3 separate regions of the Homo sapiens genome follow, and regions 1 and 3 are each linked to region 2. The links are chromatin contacts, found by Hi-C or POLR2A ChIA-PET in ENCODE. All regions are on one chromosome and are shown on one strand. The core of a region is the stretch at or near the end of the contact, and the rest is flanking DNA. Distances in the headings are between cores, read along the strand shown.

Region 1 (2,700 bases), core at 35-2,534, 370 kb after region 2:
TTGTACTTAAAAGATGCCTTGTTGATGGATCTTAGTTTAACACCTGGCGCCTCAGAAATAGGTTCCTTTACTATTCTCAGCACACAGTGCTTCTCTGTAGTTACCTATATTTGCAAACCTGGAGAGTATTTTTTCTGAGATAGAATAGATTCATGTCATAAAAGTTCGCTCCCTTTCCCAGAGAACTTGGTTTAGTCACATGTGAGCTTTCTTAGTTTGCTTTAACTGTTGCTGTGGTGAGATCAACAGTCTAAATCAATATAGTCATATTACAGAAAATGTGGAAATTGAAATAACCTACTAACAAAAGCTGATGTTTTGATTCAGTTGATTTCCATCTTAATGAGCATTTTAATAATCTTGTGATTATCTGTAGGACATAGTTTGACTGTTCTTTTACTGCCTAATGTTGTACCATGATCTTCTCCCATGTTGTTAAGTAATATTAAATACTATTAAGTGAATCTACCTTGGTTTTCTTTTAACCACCATTTTACTATTACTGGCTCTTCGTAATTTTGCGAGTACATATAATTTTGTGCCAGCATATATTAGGCATGAATTTGGGGTGGTGCAACCAGGGTTTATCTCCTTGGGCTGGATTCCTAGAGCCGGAATTTCAGGCTTAGAGGGATAAACCTGCAGTCTCTGTTCAGACTTTGTTTTTATGGAGACTGTGTTTCCTTCAACAGGAGATCCTTTCCCGCCTCTAATATTACAGGTTCATTTCTTCATCAACACAGACCTGATGTCTAGTCTGGATGCGATGCTTTACTCTAGCTCCAGTCCTCATATTGGAAACAGAAGCTTATTTTACATCTCAGCCCCTTTAGCAAGCAGCCCTCTTAAAAGATTCTTTATACGGAACCCTGTGCACAGCATGATTGCAACTTTGTAGACATACTAGTGTGTAAGAACACTCTTCACAATAGACACAAAAGAAGAGCAGTTGTGGGTAGGATTGTAGGCTACTTCCCCTTTTGTTCTTATACTTTTCTGTAATGCTCTTTCCTTTTCATTGTGTTTTTAAACGGGAGGGCTTTTCCAAGTTGACTCGAATAAATGGGTGAAACAGAACAAGCCTCCTGAGAACACCTTTGTGAGCAGAGCACTGATTATCTATTGATGCATCTCATGAAAAAAATGTACCTTGTTTAAATTAAAGCAGTTGAAAGGGGAGAGAAGTCAGTCCTTGCATGAAGTGTGCCCTGCAGGTGCTTGAATGCCTCTCTCCCCCCACCGAGACCTGGCTGCTCTGAGGTGTGGGCACAGGGGGGTGTTTCCTCTGCAGAAGCTGCTCAGGATGCACTGAGGGGCACCTAAGGAGGTCTGTGGGCAGGGGTGGGATGTCCTATGAAAACTTCAAACAGGCAGAGAAAACGAGTTATTCACAGTGAAATTATCTGGAGCTTTTGACAGTTTATTGCCTTTTTGAAAAGGTTATGGGGAGACAGGGTTTCGCTTGCTCTGTCCCAGGATGGAGTGCAGTGGCATGACCTTGACTCACTGCAGCCTTGACCTCCTGGACTCAAGCAATGCTCCTGCCTCAGCCTCCTGAGTAGCTGGGATGTACCACCGTGCCCAGCTACTTTTTTTCTTTTTAAGTAGAGACAGGGTCTGGTCTATGTTACCCAGGCTGGTCTGAAACTCATGGGCTCAAGGGATCCTCCTGCCTCAGCCTCCCAAACGGCTAGGATTGCAGGAGTGAGCCACTGCCCTCAGCCCTTTATTGCAGTTTTGACTTAAAAATAACCTTTTTTTTCTCTTATGAAATGACCATTACAGCTCGTAGGCCATTTACTAGCTTGTTAGTCATTCTGTTATGTCAACCAAAGCTGCCTGTAACCGACACTTTTCATACTGCAGCTAGCACAGTTTGTGAAGTATAACTTCAAGGTTTACAAATTAATGTCCTAGGATCTTAGATCTTACAACAAATGCGTAGACATGAATGGTGTTTGATTTGGGTTGGCCTCAAGTTTGCAAATTTTACGGAAGATCCCAGGTTGAAATGAGAGTGGCTTGCTTCAACCTTTGGAAAAGAAAACACTCTGGGCAAACTGAGCCCACTCCACTTACTTAAAGAAGCTTAGAACTAATGTGAATGAACTATTAATTAACCTCTATTTAGATCCACCAGGCTTACTTGAAATATGCCTTGGTCATATGTACATGTAATGATTATTGCTTAGTGGGGAAAAGCTGGTGTTCTTTGTTGTTGCTGTACAAGTGTTGAGCAGGTGGTTGTCCGCTTCACTGAAAAGAACCTGACTGGACCAACAATGGGGAATGCAGATTTGGAGCTTTCTTGACATTGGCCTGTTTTTTCCCCTGTAGGAGAACTGCGACACATCACCAAGCTGAAGCCCTGGAGCCTCTTTGATGTACTTGTGGAAAAGTATGGCTGGCCCCATGAAGATGCTGCACAGTTTACAGATTTCCTGATCCCGATGTTAGAAATGGTTCCAGAAAAACGAGCCTCAGCTGGCGAATGCCTTCGGCATCCTTGGTTGAATTCTTAGCAAATTCTACCAATATTGCATTCTGAGCTAGCAAATGTTCCCAGTACATTGGACCTAAACGGTGACTCTCATTCTTTAACAGGATTACAAGTGAGCTGGCTTCATCCTCAGACCTTTATTTTGCTTTGAGGTACTGTTGTTTGACATTTTGCTTTTTGTGCACTGTGATCCTGGGGAA
Region 2 (2,700 bases), core at 117-2,616:
TGGACCAGGGACTCCCCAGAAACTCAGAAGAATGGGGGTAGGGGGACAGGGGTTTGAAGGCTCAGGCTTTCTCATCCTCTGTGGATAGAGGTCACAACAGAAGGTTTTTGCCTTGTTTTTGGTATCTAAAATACCTAGTCACCTCCTGTGATTTCTAGCTGGCTCTGTGAATTTTGTTTCTGATTAAAAAAAAAAAGTCAGTTTATTTTGTTTCTTTTTCTTTTCTTTCTTTCTTTTTTTTTTTTTTTTTTTTTGAGATGGAGTTTCGCTCTGTTGCCCACGCTGGAGTGCAGTAGTGGGATCTCACCTCACTGCAAGCTCCGCCTCCTGGGTTCACGCCATTCTCCTGCCTCAGCGTCCTGAGTAGCTGGGACTACAGGCGCCCGCCACCATGCCCAGCTAATTTCTTGTATTTTTAGTAGAGATGGGGTTTCACCATGTTAGCCAGGATGGTCTCGATCTCCTGACCTCGTGATCCACCCGTCTTGGCCTCCCAAAGTGCTGGGATTACAGGCGTGAGCCACTGGGCTCTGCCTATTTTGTTTTCAACACAGAAAGAACTAGGTAGAAAATGAAAGGCCTGCCATAACTGTACTTCTTCCGAGATCACCTTATTCACAACATGGTATATATTTTTTGAGGGACTTTTTTTCCTTTTTAAACAGCAATACTTATGTATTCTTATTTTGAACAATAGATGGTGTACCTTATTTCCTGTAGGTATATAGCAAAATATGTTTGAATGTATGGATATATCCTAATTTAAACTATTACTCTATTTTTGAATGTTACATTGTTTCTCGTTTCTTGCTGTTATAACCCAGTCCATGACAGACGTATTTGTAGCTAAATCTTGGCACACATCTGTGATAACTTCATTAAGATAAACTTAGCAGTGAAATTACTGACTTAAAGGGAATATGACATTTTAATGTGGTTTGTCTTTTTTCTTTCCATCTGCTGGTCAAAACACAGAGAAATTCTCTCTCTCTTTTTTTTTAATAGCAAAGCCTAATTATCCTGCAAAAAAGTGGTACCAATTTACCACCTTTATTCTGGTTCCCTAGAATCTTCCTCAGCATGGTGTTATGATGGGGACAGGGAGTCATTTGCTAATTTGAGGGTCAAAAAATGGCATCTTGTTATTTTATTTTGCGTTTTCTGATGTGAAGTCTTAGAATAGTTGAAGACCAAGAATATTTCTTTTTTTTCTTGGTCAGCCAGCAGATGTCACACTTCATCAGGACACTGCTCTGTCCTCAGATTTTTGCTGCCTTTATCATCTTCCTGTTGACTTAGTAAGAAACTGTGTTAGACACCTAAATGTTGGCCCTCTGAAAGCACACAGCACTTATCTCACGGATACAGGCTACACCCTTAGTTTGTTTAATGGATACATGGGGCCAGGCAGATTGGCCTTTCCCGTGGGAACTTGTGAACAGGAGAAACCCACTCTGCCACACAGGCATTTGAATGACTGCTGGATTGATCGGTCCTGGGGATAAGCAGCACGTCTTTTCAGCTTCATGAAACTCTAAAGCCACCTAGTAATTTTAACAGGGTCTCAGGCAGGAACAGTCTCATTCAGAATGATTTGTTTCTTTTCCTGCCTGTTCCTGCCAGTCTCCTTTCTGAACTTGGGCCAGTATTTCCCTGGCTTTGTTAATTAAGGTTTTCTGTGCATCATGTTGCTTAATTGGTTCCTGATGTTTAAAAGCAAGATTTTTATATTCCCTAGTTACTCACTGAATTTGCTGTAAATTTACAACCAAAGACCTTGATCTGGGATCATCATAATTAAAACTGTGAATAGTATCATGAAGACATTGTCAGCTTCATTCCATTTCTCAGGGAGCACCCATACCAACCAGAACTGAGTATAGTTCTTGCTTTTTGCTGTGCCAGTGGAATTTAGAGATGGATGTCTATCGTATATTCAAGAATTGATACTACTATTCGGCCACAAAAAAGAATGAAACAAAATACTGATATATACTTAAAACATGGATAAACCTTAAAAACATTCCACTAAGAAGTCAGGCGCACAAGGCCAGATATTGTATGATTCTGTTTATATGATGTGTCTGAAATAGGAAAATCTATAGAGGCAGAAAGTAGATTAATGGTTGCCGAGGTCTGCAGGGAGAGGAAACGGGAGTGACTGCTGAATAGGTACAGGGTTTCTTTTTCAGGTGATGGAAACGTTCTTGAAGTATATAGTGGTGATGGTTTCACATTGTTGTGAATATACTAAAAATCACTGGCATGTACACTTTATAACAGTTAAAATGGTGAATTATACATGTGTATATATATATTTATTTATTTTATTTTATTTTTTGATACAGGGTCTCGTTCTGTTATCCAGGCTGGAGTACAAGTGGCACAATCTCGGCTCACTGCAACCTCAGCCTCTGAGGTTCAAGTAATCCTCCTGCCTTAGCCTCCCGAGTAGCTGGGATTACAGGTGTGCACCACCATGCCCTGCCAATTTTTGTATTTTTAGTAGACACGGGGTTTCACCAGGATGGCCAGGCTGGTCTCGAACTCCTCATCTCAAGCAATTCAGCCACTTTGGCCTCCCAAAGTGCTGGGATTACAGGCGTGAGCCACCATGCCCAGCCTTGTGAATTTTATATTATGTTAACTTTATCTCAACTTAAAAAAAAAAAGGACAGAACTATCAGGCACTTCTGTGGC
Region 3 (2,700 bases), core at 155-2,654, 390 kb after region 2:
TCCATTGTAATTCTTATAAAGTATTCCTCTACCTTCTGCTCTTCCTGTCTTCACTGACAATTCAAGACAGGGACTGAGAAACAGCCAAGTGTTCCTTTGAGCATCAGTTCTCTATCCAAAGAGAACATTAAGAGTAAGACCCAGAGCCTTGACAGATGCTTCAGCTCTAAACCAGAACCAGGAACCACATCCATCAACTGTCCAGTTCTTAAAATGAAAAGAACCACAGGTCCTGAGGCTCAGATCCATTTGTCTTTCCTCCTTTATTACACATCGATGTGAGGAAGAAAGATCAGAAACTCAAGGTCTGGATGCCACAGTCTTCTCAATATTGGAGCTTTAGTTCCAGTAATTACCAGCAGAGATTCAAGCCTCAAGATACCTACACTTTGGAAACTACTGTTTACCTGTTCCTGTATTTTTGTTGTTGTTGTTACACTCAGCAAGGGAACAAAATACTATGTCAACAAAAGTACTCTAATAATACTTCTAAGTTTCTAATTTGTTACAGCAAATTTCCATATTGCAAACATGACTCTGAGGAAACTGAGGTCCAAAGAGGTAAGGTTCTTTGTTCATGGATTACGTATCTGTATCTCACTTCTCCTAGTCTGGGACGGGCAAACACTACAATAGCACATGCAAAAGATGGTTCTACTTGTTCACTGGCACTGAAAGTTTTACAGCTGAGTTCTTTCCTTACAAAATTCCTTATTTTTGGGCTTTTAAATTACCTTTACCCCTTTTTGTCTTGTGGTTCTCTGTAAAACTGTTTTTATCAGGGCTTCTCTAAAACCCTGAATGTAGAAGAGGAGAAATTTGGAGTAACTAAAAAGATCATTTTCCCAAACTGCGCTTTACCTGATGAACCTGGTTGGAGAGGAGGGATTAATTACTATGGTTATTTCTTTTCAAAAAATTTAAAATAAAAAATTTGGGGAAAGTACATTTTTCCAGAAGAAACAAACTTGTCTTGGCAAAAATCATTGTATGTGTAAAATAAAAAACTACCCACAGGTGGGCACCCAAGGAAGATATTTTTTGTAGTATGATTATCCTGGGTGTTGTAAGGTAAATATGAATTTATGCCAACAGAGTCTGACATAGTCCAATATTTTCTTGTTTGGGATACAAGAAATATTTTCTTGTTTTGGTCAGAGATAAAACTATATGATATAAACATTCAATTAAAAAATCAAACTCCCCTGTAAACACTACAGCTAATTTATAGTCAGAGCAAAATCCTGTATTTAGAGATGGTTCATAATCTTCTAGAGTTGATCAGGATCTTAAAAAATAATGTGGTCCAATACTGCTGAAGAAACCAAAGCCCATGTGTATTAAGTGACTCATTCAAAAGCAGAGCCATAATTACTATGCAGGTTATGCAGGTTTCCTGGTTTCTGTATTACTCTTCTTTCCAATTACTGCCGCTACATAAAGCAAAACTCTTCCTACATTACTACAGCTGGGTAAGAATAAAGCTTAAGCACTAAACATTTCCTAACAGCTTTAGACCTAGCTTTATCTTAAAATACACAAATATTTTGGAACATAAACGTGCCTGATTTTCTACATTTATTTTTAATTTCTTAAAGGTCATACATCATTCAGCTTTTCTAGTCACCATTACATACAGTACATTCTTTGACACAGCCATGTATATGGTACCTATTTAAAGACAAAATTTGCCTCCCATTTTATAGCTCTAACTGAAAAATAAGTTTTATTCTTTGAGGTAGTTAGAGCTGACTCTGGAGATAGAGAAATTAGGATTCCTAATTAACCCCTGCAGACTTTCCATAGCCCCTAACACCTGTGCTATATAATCTAAACTCGATAGATTTCCCATGAAATCTATACATTGTTTTTATGACATATGTCTTAGTTTATGGTTTTCCAAGAGTAAATACCAAGCATTGTAATTTCCTATAAGCAGTCTGCTTAATAATATCCCCATCACAAAGCAAGACTCCCATCTCCACAAAAAAATTTAGGCTGGGCGCAGTGGTTTATTATGCCTGTAATCCCAGCACTTTGGGAGGCCGAGGAGGGTGGATCATGAGGTCAAGAGATCAAGACCATCCTGGCCAACATGGTGAAACCCTGTCTTTACTAAAAAAACAAAAATTAGCCAGGTGTGGCACGCGCCTGTAGTCCCAGCTACTCAGGAGGTTGAGGCAGGAGAATCACTTAAACCAGGGAGGTGGAGGTTGCAGTAAGCTGAGATTGCGCCACTGCACTCCAGCCAGGTGACAAAGCAAGACTCTGTCTCAGGAAACAAACAAAAAAATTAGTGGAACATGGTAGCATGCACCTGTAGTTCTGGCTACTCCAGACACTGAGGCAGGAGGATTGCTTGAGTCCAGGAGTTGGAGGCTGCAGTAAGCTATTGGTCATACCACTGCACTCCAGTTTGGGCAACAGAGCGAGGCCCTGTCTTTATCTAAAAAAAAAAAAAAAAATAGGAAAAGGAAAGCCAGAGCCCACCTACAAAATCACCCTATTCTTCTTTGGTCTTGAAATAGAGAAATTAAATGATTCCTTGCTCAAAAAAACTTGTTACCCTTTTATATAACAAAGATAAACTTATAAATCTAAAAAGATGGGTAAGATTATTTGTTACTAATAAAAATCATTCCAAAATAACACGTATGGCTTGTGTGGTGTCTCCATTTCCTCTATCATGTGATGATGGAA

The links. Hi-C counts contacts between places; a loop is a spot of excess contacts on that map. ChIA-PET counts read pairs that join two places held with the same protein, here RNA polymerase II (POLR2A). Pooled maps may share reads with other maps.
Region 1: a loop to region 2 is called in a pooled map, with 2.4 times the contacts of the local background. The contact joins two enhancer-like sites. A Hi-C loop is called at or near these places in 2 of 50 pooled maps. POLR2A ChIA-PET finds 5 or more read pairs at or near these places in 3 of 52 experiments (PC-9, WTC11 and activated CD4-positive, alpha-beta T cell).
Region 3: a loop to region 2 is called in a pooled map, with 2.5 times the contacts of the local background. The contact joins two enhancer-like sites. A Hi-C loop is called at or near these places in 3 of 50 pooled maps. POLR2A ChIA-PET finds 5 or more read pairs at or near these places in 2 of 52 experiments (Caco-2 and activated CD4-positive, alpha-beta T cell).

Annotation. Positions count from the first base shown.
Region 1 is chr7:105,117,660-105,120,359 of GRCh38, reverse strand. It overlaps SRPK2 (SRSF protein kinase 2), which reads left to right. Exons shown (of 16, transcript NM_182692.3): 16 at 2,338-2,700. The coding sequence ends at 2,522. Among named protein-coding and RNA genes, the nearest start is that of KMT2E, 100 kb to the right of the region's middle. RefSeq lists a silencer at 1,210-1,259. Within about 2 kb of position 1,284, at least 2 of the 41 ENCODE cell types and tissues checked have a DNase peak (open chromatin) inside an H3K27ac peak, as active enhancers do.
Region 2 is chr7:105,486,702-105,489,401 of GRCh38, reverse strand. The region is part of intron 7 of PUS7 (pseudouridine synthase 7); the gene reads left to right. Among named protein-coding and RNA genes, the nearest start is that of PUS7, 34 kb to the left of the region's middle. Within about 2 kb of position 1,366, at least 6 of the 41 ENCODE cell types and tissues checked have a DNase peak (open chromatin) inside an H3K27ac peak, as active enhancers do.
Region 3 is chr7:105,098,000-105,100,699 of GRCh38, reverse strand. All of the region lies in intron 15 of KMT2E (lysine methyltransferase 2E (inactive)), which reads right to left. Among named protein-coding and RNA genes, the nearest start is that of KMT2E, 85 kb to the right of the region's middle. Within about 2 kb of position 1,404, at least 2 of the 41 ENCODE cell types and tissues checked have a DNase peak (open chromatin) inside an H3K27ac peak, as active enhancers do.